2 separate regions of the Homo sapiens genome follow, and region 2 is linked to region 1. A link is an interaction called in ENCODE POLR2A ChIA-PET data of the cell type or tissue named here. Cell type or tissue: PC-9. All regions are shown on one strand. Links, peaks and the distances in the headings refer to the core of each region. The heading gives the core; the rest is flanking DNA. Region 1 overlaps USP34 (ubiquitin specific peptidase 34). Region 2 overlaps USP34 (ubiquitin specific peptidase 34).

Region 1 (9,942 bases), core at 1,171-9,170:
CAGACTTTTTGATAAGAGTAAGGACTTAATGTGGAATGTTTAAAGTTTGGCAGAATGCAGTATCGTTAAAAGTAACAGATTATGAACAGTTCGTTTTGTCATCAGTTTTTGGTGAGAGTATTAATATTATTAGTTATACCTCTAGTCCTGAGAATCTGAAGCTGTAAACTTTCACTGTGGAAACATGCAGAGGCATACAGACACAGAATTGTGCTTACAGGTTGAGGACCCGTTGAAGTTTGTTCCTGGAACCAGACTAAGGATCCTATCATAAGTACCCTTGCCCCACCACACCCACCCTTTTTAAATATAATCTTGACACATATCATAAAAGTTGAAACTACATTTCAAAATCATATTTGGCTTTAGTGTTAGAATAACCAATCCCAACAATACTAAAATACTGGACTTGCCATTTTCTTTTCATGCTTCATTTTAAAAACATTTAAAAAGCTTGGATGTATTGAGTAAATTTTGCTGTTATCATTTTGTGGGATTACATTCTGTTTAGGATAAATTTTAAATTTCTGTTCCTCTGCTTGTTCTGTTGAGTTTGTCTGATAACTGCTTTTGTAGTTACTTTTGTGAACCAGTTTACAAAGGCCAAAGCATTTCTAGATCTTGGTGAGGAGTTGGAGGCTTAAAATTACATGCTTTAGGCCATCACCATAGCAAACTCACTAGTAAACTGAGGTTATTTACCTCGTAAGGTAAATTTCTCTGAAAGCAGAGTGAAAATTACATAGTACCTCTTTTTTTTTTTTTTTTTTTTTTTGAGACGGAGTCTCGCTCTTTCGCCCAGGCTGGAGTGCAGTGGTGCGATCTTGGGCTCACTGCAACCTCCGCCTCCTGGGACTACAGGCGTGAGCCACCACGCCTGGTGTACGTCATTGTTTTAAACCACTTATGTGTTGTAGATTTTACTCTGTGTATTCGTTTGGTGGGTTATAGTTTACCAAGTTGTCCAAAATGGATAATTCATGTGAGATAGGCAAGAGCAAGTGTTGTATCCCAATACCATTTGGTGAAAAAGTTGAACTTCAGAAAGGATAAGTAGTTTGCCAAGATCACCTGTCAACCTGCATAGTCAAATTTGAGATGGAACTCAGCTACTCCAATATCTGTATTTGCAGAATAATTCTGTTGTGTTTATTTTGTTGGTGGTGGTGTTTTTGAGACGGAGTCTCACTCTGTTGCCCAGGCTGCAGTGCAATGGCACGATCTCAGCTCACTGCAACTTCCACCTCCTTGCTTCAAGTGATTCTCCTGCCTCATCCTCCTGAGTAGCTGGAATTAGAGGCGCCTGCCACCACGCCCAGCTAATGTTTGTATTTTTAGTCGAGACTAATTTTCACCAGTTTGGCCACACTGGTCTTGAACTAATGATGTCAGGTGATCCACCTGCCTCGGCCTTTCAGTGTGTTTTATTTTTAAAGCAGATTACTTTATTGAATAGTTTGTGTTGGGTACTTAAGTACTTTACATGCTTTGCATGCTGCTGATTTAATCAGTTCTTTGAGGGAGGTACTCTGTCATCCTTTTCAGATGAGGGAACTAAGGTTTAGAGAATTTATGTGACTTGCTTAGGGTCACATGTGACTGTTTGGTGGAACCACAGGACTTAATCCCAGATTAGGCTAAGAGTTTTTTTTTTTTTTGAAAAGGAATTTTGTTCCTGTTGCCCAGGCTGGTGTGCAATGGCATGATCTCGGCTCATTGCAACCTCCGCCTCCTGGGTTCAAGCGATTCTCCTGCCTCAGCCTCCTGAGTAGCTGGGATTACAGGCATGCACCACCATGCCTGGCTAATTTTTGTAATTTTAGTCGATGTGGGGTTTCACCATGTTGGCCAGGATGGTCTTGAATTCCTGACCCCAGGTAATCCGCCTCCCTTGGCCTCCCAAAGTGTTGGGTTTAGGGGTGTGAGCCATCCTGCCTGGCCTAAAAGTTCTTACTAGTTAACATTGTATAAATTTTATGATGATCTATCTGAATCACCACTGTTCAGTTGGCAAAGTGAAAATTACTGACCGTGTTTTATGTATCTTCAAAAATTCAGACAAATTTCTGTGATAATTGTAGTAGGAATTCAAAAGTGGTAATAAGTATAGCTGAATAAGAATCTTTTTCATTGAATAAAATTTCAAATTTTTTGATTTTTGATTATTTTTTAAGAGACAGTGTATCACCCATGCTGGGGTGCAGTGGCCCAATTATAGCTCACTGCAGCCTCAAGCTCCTGGGCTCAAGTGATGCTCCTGCCTCAGCCTCCCAAAGTGTTGGGGTATGCTGTACCCGGCTGAGAATCTTTCTTAATACTGTTATTCTGCAGTGAACCGTTTAATAAAACTACATGTTTCCAGAGCTTTTTAGATACTATGAGTATATAGGTACGAAATCAATTAGTAACATAACTTTTTCAGTAGACATTTAATCTAAAGTTGGAATTTTTTTCCCCCCTTTGGAGATGGAGTCTTATTCTGTCATCCAGGCTGGAGTGCAATGAAGTGATTATTGCTTACTATAACTTGACCTCCTGGGCTCAAGTGATTTTCCTGTCTCACCCTCCTGAGTAGCAGGGACTATAGGTGTGTATACCAGCACACCTGGCTGCCTTTTTTTTTTTTTTTTTGGGAAACAGTTTCCCTCTGTCTCCCAGGCTGGAGTGCATTGGTACAGTCTCGGCTCACTGCACCCTCTGCCTTGGGGGGCTCAAGCAGTTCTTGTGCCTCACCCTCCCAAGTAGCTGGGATTATAGGCATGTGCCATCATGCCGGGCTAATTTTTGTATATTTAGTAGAGATGGGGTTTCGCCATGTTGGTCAGGCTGGTCTCAAACTCCTGGCCTCAAGTGATCCGCTTGCCTCAGCCTCCCAGAGTGCTGGGATTACAGGGTGTGAGCTACTTTGTCCGGTTCTCCTGAATTGATTTTTTTTTTTTTTTTGGAGACGGAGTCTTACTCTGTGGCCCAGGCTGGAGTGCAGTGGCATGATCTTGGCTCACTTCAACCTCCTCTTCCTGGGTTCAAGCAATTCTCCTGCCTCAGCTTCCCAAGTAGCTGGGATTACAGGTGCGTACCACCATGCCCAGCTAATATTTGTGTTTTTTGTAGGAATGGGGCTTCACTGTTTTGCCCAGGCTGTTCTCAAACTCCTAGCCTCAAGTGATTCACCCACCTCGGCCTCCCAAACTGCTGGGATTACAGGCATGAGCCACCACGCCTGGCTGATTTTCTTTTTTTTTTTTTTCCCCCTGAGATGGAGTCTTGTTCTGTTGCCCCAGGCTGGAGTGCGATGGCCTGATCTTGGCTCACTGCAACCTCCGCCTCCCGGGTTCAAGCGATTTTCCTGCCTCAACCTCCTGGGTAGCTGTGATTACAGGCAACTGCCACCATGCCTGACTAATTTTTGTTACGTTTAGTAGAGATGAGGTTTCACCATGTTGGCCAGGCTGGTCTTGAACTCCTGACCTCATGATCTGCCCACCTCGGCCCCCTAAAATGCTGTGACTACAGGTGTGAGCCACCGCGTCTGGCTGAAAACATGTTTTTGTATAAGATTTCATTTTATATAAAATTTAATATATCTGTTTCCAGTTCTCCCATATTATGAATAATGCCGCAAATGTACATCTTTCTACTTAAATCTTTTATCTACATCCCTGGTTCTTTTAGATTTCTAGACGTGAGTTTACTGTGTCAAAAAATATAAACATTTTTCATTATTTTCATACTGTTTGCTTGCCAGAAAGGATATATTGATCTTTTAGTCGTAGTCGTGCCTGTGTAAGGGCACTTTCACCTGTCTTGAATATTATCCTTTAGAAAGTGTTATTTTAGCAGGGCATGGTGATGTGTGCCTGTAGTATTCCCAGCTACTCAGGAGGCTGAGGTGGGAGGATCACTTGAGCCCTGGAATTCAAGGCTAGCCTGGGCAACATAGCAAGACTTCATCTCTTAAAATAAAAGTTATTTTGGTAGAGAATGTATTAAGCAATTACTAGTAAATTTAACCATTCATATTTTTGTTATTTAATGAATTGTATGTTTTTTTTTCTGTATTTCAGATTTCAGTGTTTTGGGTTTTTTTTTTTATTTTTTTGAGGCGGAATTTCGCTCTTGTTCACTAGGGTGGAGTGCAATGGTGCCATCTCGGCTCACTGCAACCTCTGCCTCCCAGGTTCAAGTGATTCTCCTGCCTCAGACTCCCGAGTAGCTGGGATTACAGGGGCCTGCCACCATGCCTGGCTAATTCTTTTGCATTTTTAGTAGAGACAGGGTTTCATCCTGTTGGCCAGGCTGGTCTTGAACTCCTGAGCTCAAGTCATCCACCTGCCTCAGCCTCCCAAAATGCTGAGATTACAGTTGTGAGCCACCCTGCCCGGCCCCTCTTACCTTCTTTCAAAATTCAAAGCTCGCTTTTTTTCTAACTTGTAAGTTTTATTAATAAGAATGAAATAACAACAACAACAAAAAGCTCACCTTTACCTGTTTTTTTTTTCTTTTTTTTTTTTTGAGATGGAGTCTCGCCCTGTTGCCAGGGTGGAGTGCAGTGGCGCGATCTTGGCTTCCTGGACCTCCACCTCCCAGGTTCAAGTGATTGTCCTGCCTCAGCCTCTCGAGTACCTGGGACTACAGGCGTGCGTCACTATGCCCAGCTAATTTTTATGTTTTTAGTAGAGACAGAGTTTCTCCATGTTGGCCAGGATGGTCTCGATCTCCTGAACTCGTGATCCACTTGCCTCGGCCTCCCAAAGTACTGGGATTACAGGCATGAGCTGCCACACCCGGCCTTCTACCTGTTTTATGAATCGAAATTCTATGTAAGATTTCTTTTGAGGAGAAAAAGGGTATACAGTATTCCCCCCTTATCCAAGTGGAATGTGTTCTGAGACTTCCAGTGGATACCTCAAACCACAGATAGTGCTGTACCCTATATACTGTTTTTTTTCTCATTATTTTAAGAACTTTCACCTTTTCACTTCAAATAAGCTTTTCTTTGGCATATCTGAATTACTAGTATCGCTGCTCTTGCACTTTGGGGCCATTATTGGGTAAAGTAAGGGTTACTTGAATACAAGCATTGTGTAGTGCCACAGTGGATCTGATAACCAGGACAGCTACTTAGTGACTTAATGGGTAGGTTGCATGTGCAGCCTGGATATGCTGGACAAAAGGATGATTCACATCCTAGACGGGACGGCACAAGATTTCATCATGCCACTCGGAATGGCAATTTAAAACTTATGAATTGTTTATTTCTGGAATTTTCCATTTAATATTTTTGGACCATAGTGACTGTGGTTAACTATGGAAAGCAAAACCAAAGATAATAAGGGAGACTATTGTAATTTCTTAATAAGCTTGGAAACTAAGTAATATGTGGGTGCTCAAAAAAAGCCAACATAAAACTGTTTTCAAGTATCTTTTTTCTGAGATGGAGTCTTGCTCTGTCGCTCAGGCTGGAGTGCAGTGGTGCGATCTCGGCTCACTGCAAGTTCTGCTTCCTGGGTTGACGCCATTCTCCTCCCTCAGCCACCCGAGTGGCTGGGACTACAGGCGTCCGCCACCATGTCCAGCTAATTTTTTTGTATTTTTAGTAGAGATGGGGTTTTACCGTGTTAATCAGGATGGTCTTGATCTCCTGACCTCAGGTGATCTGCCCACCTTGGCCTCCCAAAGTGCTACGATTACAGGTGTGAGTCACTGTGCCTGGCCTTTTTTTTTTTTTGGCTCTGTAGCCCAGGCTGGAGTGCAGTGGCTTAATATCAGCTCACTGCAGCCTTCGCCTCCCGGGTTCAAGCGATTCTCCTGCCTCAGCCTCCTGAGTAGCTGGGATTACAGGTGCCTGCCACCACGCTCGGCTAATTCTTTTGTATTTTTAGTAGAGACGGGGTTTCACCGTGTTGGCCAGGCTGGTTTCGAACTCTTGACCTGAAGTGATCCGCCCGTCTTGGCCTCCCAAACTGCTAGGATTATGGGTGTGAGCCACCGTGCCTGGCCTGTTTTCAAGTATCTTAATTGTGCCCAAATTTTAGGAGGTGGTGTCATGCTTATGAAGTTGGAATACTATGATGAATTATATTTAACACAGTGATGATAATACACTTCTGTAGCTATTTGAACACTGAAATTTCTTATACAGTGTTTTCCTTGAAGGTACTTCCTTTGTAAGAGTCATGAGAAATAGAAAGATTTGTCTAAGGTCACACAGCAAAGAAGTAGCAGGGGTAGGACTAGAATTTAGTTGTGCTTATTTCTTCTCTGTACTTTTCACTAACCAAGCTATCTTTTTTTATTTTTATTTTTTAATTTTTAAGAGGACCCTGACTGTGGAAGTTGGGAAACTCATAAGAAACCATTAAAGGAACTGTGGAGAGATTTATTTGGGCTAAAGTGGATTAGGCAAGATTTGTTTTTATTTTTTCCCGAGATGGAGTCTTGATTTGTCACCCAGGTTGGATTGCAGTGGCGCAGTCTCGGCTCACTGCAACTTCCACCTCCCGGGTTCAAGCAATTCTCCTGCCTCAGCCTCCCAAGTAGCTGGGATTGTAGGCGCCCACCACTGTGCCCGGCTCATTTTTGTAAATTTAGTAGGAATGGGGTTTCACCATGTTGACCAGGCTGGTCTTGAACTCCTGACCTCACCATCCACCTGCCTTGGCCTCCCAAAGTGCTGGGATTACAGGCGTGAGCCACTGTGCCCCGCCAAGATTTTAAGGAAGATGGAAGATTCAAGTGGGCCCTGTTTGAAATAGTTGCTGGGAATGAGAGGAGTGAAATATGGCCTACCTTGACTTGTGAAGGCTCTGCATGACTTAGCCTCTGCTAGCTTCATTCCCTTGTTCTCTTTGCCTTTTTTTTTTTTTTTTTCCTTTTTGCCTTCTTTCATTGATGACACTGAGCCTTTATACATACCTTTTTTTTTTTTTTTCTGAGACAGTTTCACTCTTGTTGCCCAGGCTGGAGTGCAATGGTGTGATCTTGGCTCACTGCAACCTCTGCTTCCTGGGTTCAAATGATTCTCCTGCCTCAGCCTCCCGAGTAGCTGGGATTACAGGCACCCGCCACCACGCCCGGCTAATTTTTGTATTTTTAGTAGAGACAGGGTTTCACCATGTTGGCCAGGCTTCTCTTGAACTCCTGACCTCAGGTGATTTGCCTGCCTCTGCCTCCCAAAGTGCTGGGATTACAGGTGTGAACCCCCGTGCCTGGCCTGTATATACCTTCTTATGCTTTTAAGTTTTGACTGAAATGATTTTTTTCGAGAAGTCTTTCCTGAACTCCAAGTCTGAAGTAGCTCTGGTTCTTTTTATTCATAGCATTTACCACAATTTAGAATTATGTATTTCTATGTTTACAACTGTAATTTTTTTATTCTATGAGACTATCAGTTCTATGATTGCAACTGTTACTACTGTTTTACAGTGCCTGCATGTGGTAGGATCAGTGTTTATTTAAAATATCTGAAAAATCGTAAGATCACTGTGGGTTGATAATAGAAGGGAAAACAAGGGTAGGCTAGATGTGGTGTTTCCTGTTTTCTCGGATATATCAAGTACTGTCAGTCCTTGCTTTTGTGATGTCTTGCTTGCCACCCTCTTCATAAAATGGTACTTTTTGTTGTTGCTGCTGCTGTTTGTTTTTGGAGACAGGGTCTCACTCTGTCACTCAGGCTGGAGTACAGTGATATGATCCTAGCTCACTGCAGCCTTGACCTCCTGGGCTCAAAAGAGCCTCCCAAGTAGCTGGGACTACAGGTGCTCATGATGACACCCAACTTGCTTGCTTATTTATTTGGGAATGGGTTTCACTATATTTCCCAAGCTGCTCTTGAACTTCTGGCCTCAAGTGATTCTCCCGCCTCAGCCTCCCAAAGTGCTGGGATTACAGGCGTGAGGCACCACACACAACACTTTACTAGTTCGTGATATTAGTACCTGTGGGTTAAATTTAAGGTTGAGAATTATTATTCTTTTTAAACTAGGTAGGATTCTGTCTCAAGGACCAGAAAAAACCGTTTCTTTGGCAGAAACAGAGTTTTTCTTTAAAAGCTATAAGTAGGCCGTCTAGGTGTATATTCAGGTGTGCTTTACTTTTAATCATTGGGTTTATAACATAATCAGGACTTTATTTCTCTGTGGCTTGCTGGGCTTCCTTGGTTTTGACCTCAGTTTGGCCCTTCCTATGGTAACAGAAATGGCTACTGCACCTTATTTATTTGACAGGTCTTGCTCTGTCGCCCAGTCTAGAGTGCAGTGGCACGATCACGGCTCACTGTAGTCTTGACCTCCCAGGCTCAAGAGATCCTCCCACCTCAGCCACCTGAGTAGCTGGGACTATAAGCCTGTGCCATCACACCTGGCTAATTTTTGTAATTTTTGTAGAGGCAGGGTTTCACCATGTTACCCAGGCTGGTCTTGAACTCCTGGGCTCAAACCATCCTTCTGTTCCAGCCTCTTAAAGTGCTGGGGTTACAGGTGTGAGCAGTCACCACTGGTCTGTTTAGTTTTTTCAGACAGAGTCTTGCTCTGTTGCCCAGGCTGGAGTACAGTGGCTCAGTCATGGCTAACTGCAGCCTCAACGTCCCAGGTGGGCCAAGCTATCCTCCTGCCTCAGCTTCCATAGTAGCTGGGACTACATGCCTGTGCCACCACACCCAGCTAATTTTCGTTTTGGTGTTTTTTATTTTTACTCTGTTAGTAAATTGAGATGGGGTCCCACTGTGTTGCCCAGGCTGGTCGTGAACTCCTGGGCTCAAACTATCCTCCTGCCTCAGCCTCCCAAAATGTTGGGATTATAGGCGTGAACCACCATGCCTGGCCATTTTTTTTTATTTTTAGTAGAGATGGGGTTTCACCATGTTTCCCAGGCTGGTCTCCAACTCCTGGGCTCAAGTGATCTCCCTACTTTGGCTTCCTAAAGTGCTGGGATTGCAAGTGTGAGCCACTGTGCCCAGCACTACTGCACCATTTTTATACCACATCTTCATACCACAGTGTTTGGACATCACGTACTTAAACTATGCGGAGAAAAAGAGTGAATCTTTTCTGGAACTTACTGTACAAGAACAAGAAGGCTGCTTTTTCCAAAACCTTCCTGACAAATGTCATTTCATATATTATTGACTCTGTTCCTGAAATAGAGTTCAAAGAGGATGGACTTTGATTGGTTTAAACTAATCAGGACCTATTCTTGAAGCTGATCTCACCCAAATCTCATAACTAAGAGTGTGCTTCTGGAAAAGAAATCTGGCACGTTGTTACCATGAAAGAGGTGAAATTGCTTCTGGGCAGTAAGCCCACGGATATCTAATACACTGAAAACCATTTCTTAATATTGTATTTACTGAGTTGTGTTTCACCTTAACTCTGTTTAAATATTTGTTTTTTTAAAAACATAAACACTTGTGTAAAGCATTCTCCTGTATGCTGGTAGGTATAGAAATACATTTAGCTGTGTATTTTCTCTTAAGGAAGGTTCCAGAGTACAGATGAGGCAGTAGGATGATACTTGAGTGAGTGATCTTTGGAACCTGGTAGACCTGAGTTCAAATCTTGCTCCTGTCATTTATTAAGTCTCTGACTTTGGCTAAGTTCCCTTACCTCTTAATGCCTTGTTTCTTATTTGGAGATGAGGATATTCTTAATACATGTCTCATAGGGATTTTGTGAGGAGTGAATAAGATAATGCATATCAACATTTAACGCAGTGCTAGCATAAGAAATATGCAAAACAACAGCATGAAAAATAAAAATGGTAAATTTTGTGAAATAGTTTTAGTTGAAGTGCAGTGGGAGGAGTTTAGTTTTGGGATGATGGGAGAAAACTTTGTGGACTTGATATAATTTAAGTTGGTCTACGTGGTATATATGCATATAAGTTTTTGAGATGGGGGTCTTGGTATGCTGCCTGGGCTGGTCTTGAACTTCCAGGCTCAAATGA
Region 2 (9,942 bases), core at 772-8,771, 53 kb after region 1:
CCTCCCAAGTATCTGGGATTATAGGCATGTGCCACCAGGCCCAACTGATTTTGTATTTTTAGTGGAGACGGGGTTTCTCCATGTTGGTCAGGCTGATCTCAAACTTCTGACCTCAGGTGATCCACCCGCCTCAGCCTCCCAAAGTGCTGGGATTTACAGGCATGAGCCACCACGCCCGCCCTTACTGTTTGTTTTTATCTGCCTTCAATGATCCAAAGGCAGATAAAATTTTTCTCGCATATCTTATTATTGTTATCCTTTCATGGTAATAAGAGGGGTACTAAAAAGTGAATTTGAAGGCCTCTGTGGTCAGGGCATCTCAGATGTTGGCCACTACTGTATGATGGTTAAATGGTGAGTAGGCTTTCTTGTTGGGGCTAAACGGGCTTTTTCTATTCCAAACCCCACCACAAATACACTAAACTAAGAACACTCTAGAAGGACAGAAATCATGGGACAAAAGATGACAGCTATCAGCATAGTTTGGATGACAGAAAAGGGACAAATAGTAACTCGGAGTGAAAGAAATAAACTTGGTAAGAGCTATAAAAAGACATTTAAAAGAAGTATATTTCAATCTTTCGCTTTGAGATATGTTAGTCTGGTGGTTGGGTTACCAGATAGGAAGGGTACTTGAGGAGGTTTACCATTTAAGTCATATATTTCACTTATCTTGCTTTCAGTTTTTTTTTCTTTTTTTTTTTTTTGAGACAGGATCTTGATCTGTCACCTGGGCTGGAGTACAGTGGCATAGTCTAGCTCACTGCAACCTTGACCTCCTAGAGTCAAGCAATCCTCTTATCTTTGCCTCCTGTGTAGCTGGGATTACGGGCGTATGGCACCTTGCCTGCCTAACTTTGTTTTTTTTTGAGACGAGGTCTCACTATGTTGCCTAGACCAGTCTTGAATTCCTGGGCTTAAGCGATCCTCCTGCCTCTGCCCCCCAAAGTGCTGGGATTACAGGCATGAGTTGCTTTCATTTTCTTGATCACACTTGCCTTCTTTGGTATCTGGTGTTCCTGAGTTTATCTTGTTCATTATGTATAGAAAAAACTTGTTTTCATGGGTGATACAGGAATAATATTTTGTTTTTTTTAGGATGGGAACCTGCAGGTTTTAATTGTACCTTTCATTAGTCGTCTTATTTTCTGCCTCAGGCTTCATCCCTGCCTTTAGAGATATCTTATGTTCTTAAGTCCTGAGCCTTTCCAGTGTTCTGTGGGGTTGATTTTTCTTTTTCTTTGTAAATCCATTTCATAGCTAGTTGGAAGTTTATTTCCTTCACTCTGAATTACTTACTATTTTTCCCTTTTCTGTCACTCAAAATATGTTGATAGCTGTCATCTTCTGTTTCATTATTTCTGTTTTTCTAGAGTGTTCTTTAGTATATTTGTAGTAGGATTTCGAATAGAGAACAAGTAAAGTTTATGTGTAAAATCAAGCTGGTTTTGGTGAAGCTTGTAGCTAAAAAAAATTCAAGCTGGTTTTGACTGAAAGTGATATTTTTATTTAAAACACCTTTTCCGCCTTGCATTATGGATGCAATGTACAGCAAGGGTCCCCAGCCCCTGGGCCACAGACTGGTACCCAATTAGGAACCAGGCCACACAGCAGGAGCTGAAGGGCAGATGAGTGAGTGAAGTTTCATCTGTATTTACAGCCATTCCCCATTGCTCACATTACCACCTGAACTCCACCTCCTGTCAGATCAGTGGCAGCATCAGATTCTCACAGGAGCATGAATCATGTTGTGAACTGTGCATGTGAGGGATCTAGGTTGCACACTTTTCATGAGAATATAATGCTTGATGATCTATCGCTGTCTCCTATCACCCCCAGATGGTACCGTCTAGTTGTAGGAAAACAAGCTCAGGGCTCCCACTAATTCTACATTATGGTGAGTTGTAGAATTATTTCATTATATATTACAGTGTGATACTATAACGTGCACAATAGATGTAATGTGTTTGAATCATCCCAAAGTCCTCTGGGTCCTTGGAGAAATTGTCTTCCACAAAACAGGTCCCTGTTGCCAAAAAGGTTGGGAACCATTGATACACAGAGGGAAACGCCGTATTGAGAATTCATATACCTAGACTTCTCAGAATTGAATGTAATAGAATAAAAAGTATTATTTATGTAATATACAATTATTTAAAAAATACATATATTTGTGTACGTGTGTGTTCCCCTGTTAGACTCACAGCCCTTTTTGAACTTGTGTATTTTGGATCTGGAAGGACCCAGACCCAGTTTCTTCTGTTACTTTGTTCACATAATTTTTGTCTTTGAAGATCATCAGTTTCTTAGGTCCATTATCAAGCAGTTTAATGCTCATTTTCTAACACTTATTTTATTTATTTATTTACTTTTTGAGATGGAGTCTTGATCTGTCGCCCAGGCTGGAGTGCAGTGGCGCAGTCTTGGCTCACTGCAACCTCTGCTTCCTGGGTTCAAACAATTCTCCTGTCTCTGCCTCCTGAGTAGCTGGAATTACAGGCACCCGCCACCATGGCTGGCTAATTTTTGTATTTTTAGTAGAGATGGGGTTTCACGATGTTGGCCAGGCTGGTCTCGAACTCCTGACCTCAAGTGATCCACCTGCCTTGGCCTCCCAAAGTGCTGGGGTTACAGACATGAGCCACCGTGTCCGGCCCTAACACTTATTTTAAAAGTAAGTTTGGCTGAATCTTTGGCTTTCTTCATCCAAATCTGACTTCAAGTTCGTTTTCTGGGTTTTCAGATTCCATTTTTAGTAAATGATCTGCCTGCCTCAGCCTCCCAAAGTGCTGGGATTACAGGCGTGAGCCACCACACCCGGCCTGACCTCTTACTTTGAACCTGATTTTTCTAAGTTTTTTATGTTTTTTGAGACAGTCTCCCTCTATCACCGAGGCTAGAGTGCAGTGGTGCAATCTTGGCTGACTGCACCTTCCACCTCCCGAGTTCAAGCAATTCTTGTGCCTCAGCCTCCTGAGTAGGTGGGATTACAGGTGTGTGCCACCATGCCCAGCTAATTTTTGTATTTTTAATAGAGACGAGGTTTTGCTGTATTGGTCAGGCTGGTCTTGAACTCCTGGCCTCTAGTCATCTGCCCACTTTGGCCTCCCAAAGTGGTGGGATTACAGGCTGAGACAGCGCACCCCCCGACACTCAAGTTTATGACCTCACTTTGTTTTTGTTTGTTTTTTTGAGAGGGAGTGTCTCACTCTGTCTCCCAGGCTGGAGTGCAGGGGGCGTGATCTCGGCTCACTGCAACCTCCGCCTCCCAAGTTCAAGTGACTCTCCTGCCTCAGCCTCCTCAGTATCTGGGATTACAGGTAGACCACCAAGCCCGTCTAATTTTTTATTTTTAGTAGAGAAGAGGTTTCACCATGTTGGCCAGGCTGGTGTCAAACCCCTGACCTTAAGTGATCTGCTTGCCTCAGCCTCCCAAAGTGCTGTGATGACAGGTGTGAGCCACCACACCCAGCCTGACCTCTTACTTTAAACCTGATTTTTCCTAAACATCAAAGGAAAAAGCTGTTAATCAGAAGAATTGTAGGAGAAATGTGTTTATTTTTCTTCTTGTGGGAGTTGTGATACTATAGAATTGTAAAGCTGGAGGAGGCCTTGGAGGTAAAAATTAAAACCCTTTCATTTTGCCACAGATAAAAAAGATGTGATGCATTATTTATATATATTTATAATTATATATTTCTGTGTGACAAAAATACTCCAAAAGTAGTACTATATCTTAAAACAGCAGTAAACATTTATTATCCTCAAAGTTTCAATGGGACAGGAATTTGGGAGTCCTTTAGCTGTTTGGTTCTGGGTCGGGTTTCCTATAATGTTTTAGTCAAGGTGTTGGCCAGGTCATAGTCATGTAAAAAGCTCATGTGGGGCTGGAGGATATACTTCCAAGTTGGCTTGCTTTAGATAGTGACCAAGTTAGTGCTGGTTGTTTATTTTATTTATTTTTTATTTTTTTGTGACAGAATCTTGCTTTGTCACCCAGGCTGCAGTGCAGTGGCATGATCTCGGCTCACTGCAATCTTTGTTTCCCCGGTTCAAGTGATTCTCCTGCCTTAGCATCCCAAGTAGCTGGGATTACAGGTGCCCACCACCACGCCTGGCTAATTTTTGTATTTTTAGTAGAGATGGGGTTTCACCATGTTGACCAGGCTGATCTCGAAATCCTGAATTCAGGTGATCCATGCACCTCGGCCTCCCAAAGTGCTGGGATTACAGGCATGAGCCACCACACCCAGCCTCAGTGCTGGTTGTTAATGAGAGGTCTTGGTACTTTCTCATGTGGTCTCCTCTTTAGGCTGCTTGAGTGTTTTTCAGTGATAGGTGGCTTCCTCTAGAGTAAGTGATCCAAAAAAGAGCAAGGCAGAAGTGACAATGTCTTTTATGACCTAGTCTCAGATGTCACACATTGTCACTTCCACCACTTTCTATTCACTAGAAGTGAGTTCCGTCTACACAGAAGAATATCAAGTAATTTGTGGCTGTACTTCAAATTCACACTTGGAGAAATAAGATTATTTCCACATGATCATACAGGGCATTGGTGATCTATTTGGACTACAATATAGTTGTTTTGATCTGATGCTATTACTGGGTGCAGATTATAAATTATAGTTGCTTAGCTGTCATCTGGTACAAGTATTATTAGAACCAGGTACTTGCGTATGTATTAATTGCCTATTGATTCACCAGACCGTTCCCTGCCTTTTTTTGAGACATGGTTTTGCTCTGTCACTCAGGCATGATCAGGGTTCACTGCTGTCTCAGCCTCCTGGGCTCAAGCCTCTCGAATAGCTGGGACTACAGGCACAAGCCACGATGCCTAGCTGATTCTTTAATTTTTATGTTTTTGTAGAGATGGGCCTCATTATGTTGCCCTGGGTTGTCTTGAGCTCCTGGACTTAAGCGATCCTCCCACCTTGGTCTCCCAAAGTGTTGGGATTACAGGTGTGAACCACTGCACCTGGCTGAGATCCTTTTAATTATCTACATATGCCAGGCATTGTGCTACTAACTGAACATGTCTAAGGAGAACTGGATTTGTTTGTAATACTTTTTTTTTGAGACTGCGTTTTGGTCTTGTTGCCCAGGCTGGAGTGCAGTGGTGTAATCTTGGCTCACTACAGCCTCCGCCTCCCGGGTTCAAGTGATTCTCCTACCTCAGCCTCCCAAGTAGCTGGGATTACAGGTGCCCACCACCATACCCAGCTATTTTTTTTTTTGCATTTTTAGTAGAGACAGGGTTTCACCATGTTGGTCAGGCTGGTTTCGAACTCCTGACCTCAAATGATCCACCTGCCTCAGCCTCCCAACGTGCTGGGATTACAGGCGTGAGCCACTGCGCCTGGCCAATATTTTTTTTTTTTTTTTAAATACACATATATTTTTTTTTACAGGAGCTTGGGGGGGAGAGAGAGAGAGAAAGAGAGAGTGTGTGTGTGTTGTTCCTAAACACTTTTGATTTGCCAGATAGCGTCAGAGCACCCCTCCCAAGTAGCCTTCAAGGACATTAATCTAAAAATGTGGCTGTTTTATTAGTTGACAACAAAATTCCTTATATTAAATAACCAGCTGGCTTTACTAATAAGATATTTTGTTATAAGTTTCCTAATAACTTGCTAAACATATATTGAGTACTTGACACTGGAGAAACAAAATGTCACAATTCTTGTTTTTAAATAGTTCCATGTGTAGAAGGACAGACAAATCCATACGTAAAACTGAAGATAATAGCTGTAAACCTAACATGATGACTTTACACTAACTAAAATATCAGTTGTTGTTGCGATGCTATCTTTATGTTATTAAGGTGTACCCCAGCAGGAAGGAAAAAATAAAAACAAGTCTAGAAATAACTTAGTATTTGCTTACTTGTTTTTTTATATTATTAAAAAATACAGCTGCTGCTTTATTACTAATTTATTCAATTTTTTTTCTCTTATAGGCAATGTCTATGCTGCTTCAAGGAATATAAGCATTTGGAGATTTTTAATCAAGTAGTGTGTGCACTTATTAACTTAGTGATTGCCCAAGTTCAAGTGCTCCGGGACCAGCTTTGTAAACATTGTACTACCATTAACATAGATTCCACGTGGCAAGATGAGAGTAATCAAGCAGAAGAACCACTGAATATAGATAGAGAGTGTAATGAAGGAAGTACAGAAAGACAAAAATCAATAGAAAAAAAATCAAACTCTACAAGAATTTGTAATCTGACTGAGGAGGAATCTTCAAAGAGTTCTGATCCTTTTAGTTTATGGAGTACAGATGAGAAGGAAAAACTCTTACTATGTGTGGCAAAAATTTTTCAAATTCAGTTTCCCTTATATACTGCTTACAAGCATAATACTCACCCTACTATTGAGGTATGTAAAATAGGTGGTGTGAATTTTAAGTAATACCAAGTCTTAACTTCGCAGTCTGTTTCTTACTGATAAATATGAAGACAGTTTTCTGCTGGCGGAAAATCATTATTGTCACCAGAATTATTTAATGTTTCTCCAGAGCATTTCTTCAGCAGTTTGTGCTGAAAATTTGCTCGGCATAGTTCATCCTATCAAGGAAAGATCTATACATTGAACTCAGAAATTAATCTGGTAGTGATCTAAACATTTTACTGCTATAGATCTATGCTTATTTTATGACTCTTAATAAATAATAGTTGAGGGAAAAGAAACACATGGAATTTTAAATTTCATTCTTAGAAACAGTCTACAGATCAGAATTTGCTTTTATCAAGAAAAAAAAGCTTAGCAAATTATCTGTGATTAGTAGTTTCAAATAATAGTATTTCCTTTTCTTTCTTTCTTTCTTTCTTTTTTTTTTTTTTTTTTTTTTTTTGAGATGGAGTCTCTCTCTGTTGCCCAGGCTGGAATGCAGTGGTGTGATCTCGGTTCACTGCAAGCTCCGCCTCCTGGGTTCATGCCATTCTCTTGCCTCAGCCTCCCAAGTAGTTGGGATTACAGGTGCCTGCCACCACACCTGGCTAAGTTTAAAAAGAATTTTCTTTAGTAGAGACGGGGTTTCACCGTGTTAGCCAGGATGGTCTCGATCTCCTGACCTCATGATCTGCCCACCTCGGCCTCCCAAAGTGCTGGGATTACAGACGTGAGCCACCACCCCTGGCTAAGTAATAGTATTTTCTTTTGTAAGTTAAGATGCTTGACTCTATTAGTGATGTTTTTGCAAGCATTTCTAAGTATGTAGTAACCTATCTTAGACTTAACTCAGATAATATGATTGATTTCTAGGCATAGTGGGAATTGAGACAATTATGTGGTAATATATTAATGACTTAACAGTGGTTTATTATTCCTCATGATTCTCACAGGCAGTTCCTTAGCTAGTTTTGTGTAGGCTGAGTTATGCAGGTGAATTTACTTTGAGAACTGGATGGGTAAGGTCTGGGTCGCACTTGTGTGTGTGGCAGTTGGTAGTGGCTGTTATCTGGGGCTCCTTGTATTTTCTCCACATGGCTTATTTTCCACTAGGGTAGATTGGCTTCCTTAAATAGTAGTCTTAGCAGTGCTCCAGGAAGGCAAAAGTAGGAGCTGTAAGACTTCTTATGATACAGCCTTTGAAATGTCACAGTATAATTCTGCCATATTCTATTGTGCTGCTTTCTGTTACTTGAAGCGGTTCACAAGGGCAGCCCAGATTCAAAGGGGTAGTGAAGTAGACTCCATTGCTGGGGGGAGGAGAGGTAAAATTTCATTTTATATCTTATACATTGTTTCCTGTGCATCCTGGAATATGAAGAATTATGGCCATTAGAGAATCTATGACATTTTTTTTGTTTGTTTTTTATCTGTCTCTTTTCTCTAGCTTATTTGTTCTGTAACCTTTATACCTCTCTTTCTTCATCTGGGAAATAATAGTCCTTTACTGGGATATTTTCATGTCGAATGGAGACTTATTTGAAAACATAGCTTGAGGGCAGATATTTTCCCTGTTAGAATTCTTCGTAAGAATATTTTAAATCAGGCACACAAGTCACCTACTTGGCCCTCTTCCAAGTTGTACTTTCTGTCCTTCTTTCCTTACTGTTCTAAAGCTTTTTTTTTTTTTTTTTTTTTTTTTTGAGATAGAGTCTTGATCTGTCGCCCAGGCTGGAGTGCAGTGGTGTGATCTCGGCTCACTGCAAGCTCCGCCTCCCGGGTTCACGTCATTCTCCTGCCTCAGCCTCCTGAGTAGCTGGGAGTACAGGTGCCCGCCACCATGCCCGGCTAATTTTTTTCTTTGTATTTTTTAGTAGAGATGGGGCTTCACCCTGTTAGCCAGGATGGTCTCGATCTCCTGGCCTTGTGATCCGCCCGCTTCTGCCTCCCAAAGTGCTGGGATTACAGGCGTGAGCCGCTGCGCCCAGCCTCTAAAGCTTTTTGATAAACTTTCACTCACTCCTGCTCTGGGTGGGGGAGAAAGAGTGTTTAAAAGCAGATTGTGCTCTGTTTTCTAAAAATCTTAGCCTGTGATCTTCCAGTATAGAAACTTAAATAATCTCTTACATGATATAAAATATATTAAATATTCTGAAAAAGTAATCTTTTTTCAACAAAAGAAAGTCCCATCAGGCAAACTTGAAATATTTAATCTACATAAACACCATCTACATAGTGCTTTAATATCTTAACTTGGTAACTGAAAGATGCTGAAAATAGTTTCGTTAGGGACTTAGATATGTGAAATTCACAGAAATTTTTTCCAATTAAAAATTTCTTAATGATATAGAACTATATAAGTAATACTGAGTCTGCTGCTTCTAAAATAAACTTGCTCATCAGTGTTTTTTCTTTCCTGTTTTCAAAAATGGTAATCTCTAAATGTAGGCATAGTTACACTCCTGTACTTTGTTTTAAAGTACTTTGTTATTATTATTCGTGAGTATTTTATGTTACTACTTGGTTGAAAGCAGTGGTTTTTTGAGGTCTTCGAGGAAAATTCTGACAAAAAATACCCATAGAGATAATAAAGGAGTTACCTCCTTATACCAAATTCTATTAATATATTAGATATGTGCCTCTTTAATTTTCTTTTCGTAATAGTTGTTTCCGAGGTTTCTATTATCTTAATAATGATCTGTTACAAGTGCTCTAAAATTTCTAGTTTCTATCCCAGTGGCCATTTAATTAAATGCGGTAAGGGTCAACTGTTTCAAATGGTCTTAGATCAAAGACTTGGTAGCATACATGTTATAAAATTATATATATGTATAAATTTTGTATGTATATACACACAATTATTTTAAAGCAAACAAATTATTATGAAATGTAATACAGCTTACTAGAGATTTTTATCCCACTTTTCTTTGAGGAAATTGTCCATCTAGTCTTTTCTTTGTGCTGCTGTGCTATCCTTTCTTAAGCCTTTGATTTTGATTTTTCGTTAATATTTTTTAAAGAGGCACAACTTAGCCAAAATTCTTAGGAGGACAAGATTCAAAACTCATGTGTTAGTATTTTGATAGCTGTGTCTTTAGAAACCTACTCAACACTTTTATTTTATAGAAGAAGCAACTGGCCTACAGAGGTTAAAAGATTTGATTGGGCATATTGCTGAGAAGAGTCCTAGAATCCGGGTCTTACTCTACTGCACTACTTCTAAATCATTTTGAACTAATTACTGTATTCTAAATAATATGGGAACTTGGAGCCACTCCTTCTGTCTCCCTTCCTTCTTCTCTTTCCTATTGTCCCCATCAAAGCTGATATTTTAAAAGGTTCGGTAATTGGACATAAGTAGTACTAATTCAGGATCAAAAGGGGGAATGGCCTAGTTTTAATTTTTTTCCCCTTAAGAGACAGGGTCTTGCTCTGTCTCCCAGGCTGGAGTGCGGTGGTGTGATCATTGGTCACCATAACCTTGAATTCCTGGGCTCAAACGATCCACCCACCTCAGCCTCCTGAGTAGCTTGGACACTAGGCATTCACT

What was found. ChIA-PET counts read pairs that join two places held together with the same protein. Peaks named below come from ENCODE experiments on the same cell type or tissue, not always from the same donor. Only the 100,000 strongest peaks of a DNase experiment are listed, where the experiment ranks them.
Region 2: POLR2A ChIA-PET joins it to region 1 with 8 read pairs; 11 of 35 experiments call an interaction of 5 or more read pairs at or near these places.

Annotation. Positions count from the first base shown.
Region 1 is chr2:61,455,551-61,465,492 of GRCh38, reverse strand. All of the region lies in intron 1 of USP34 (ubiquitin specific peptidase 34), which reads left to right. Among named protein-coding and RNA genes, the nearest start is that of USP34, 11 kb to the left of the region's middle. RefSeq lists enhancers at 1-196, 1,081-1,300 and silencers at 5,005-5,299, 6,113-6,313. In PC-9, for the core only: no CTCF peak of the experiment used is centred there; a DNase peak (open chromatin) is centred at 5,132; H3K27ac peaks cover 1,047 bases.
Region 2 is chr2:61,402,146-61,412,087 of GRCh38, reverse strand. It overlaps USP34 (ubiquitin specific peptidase 34), which reads left to right. Exons shown (of 80, transcript NM_014709.4): 3 at 5,960-6,380. Among named protein-coding and RNA genes, the nearest start is that of SNORA70B, 10 kb to the left of the region's middle. In PC-9, for the core only: no CTCF peak of the experiment used is centred there; no DNase peak of the experiment used is centred there.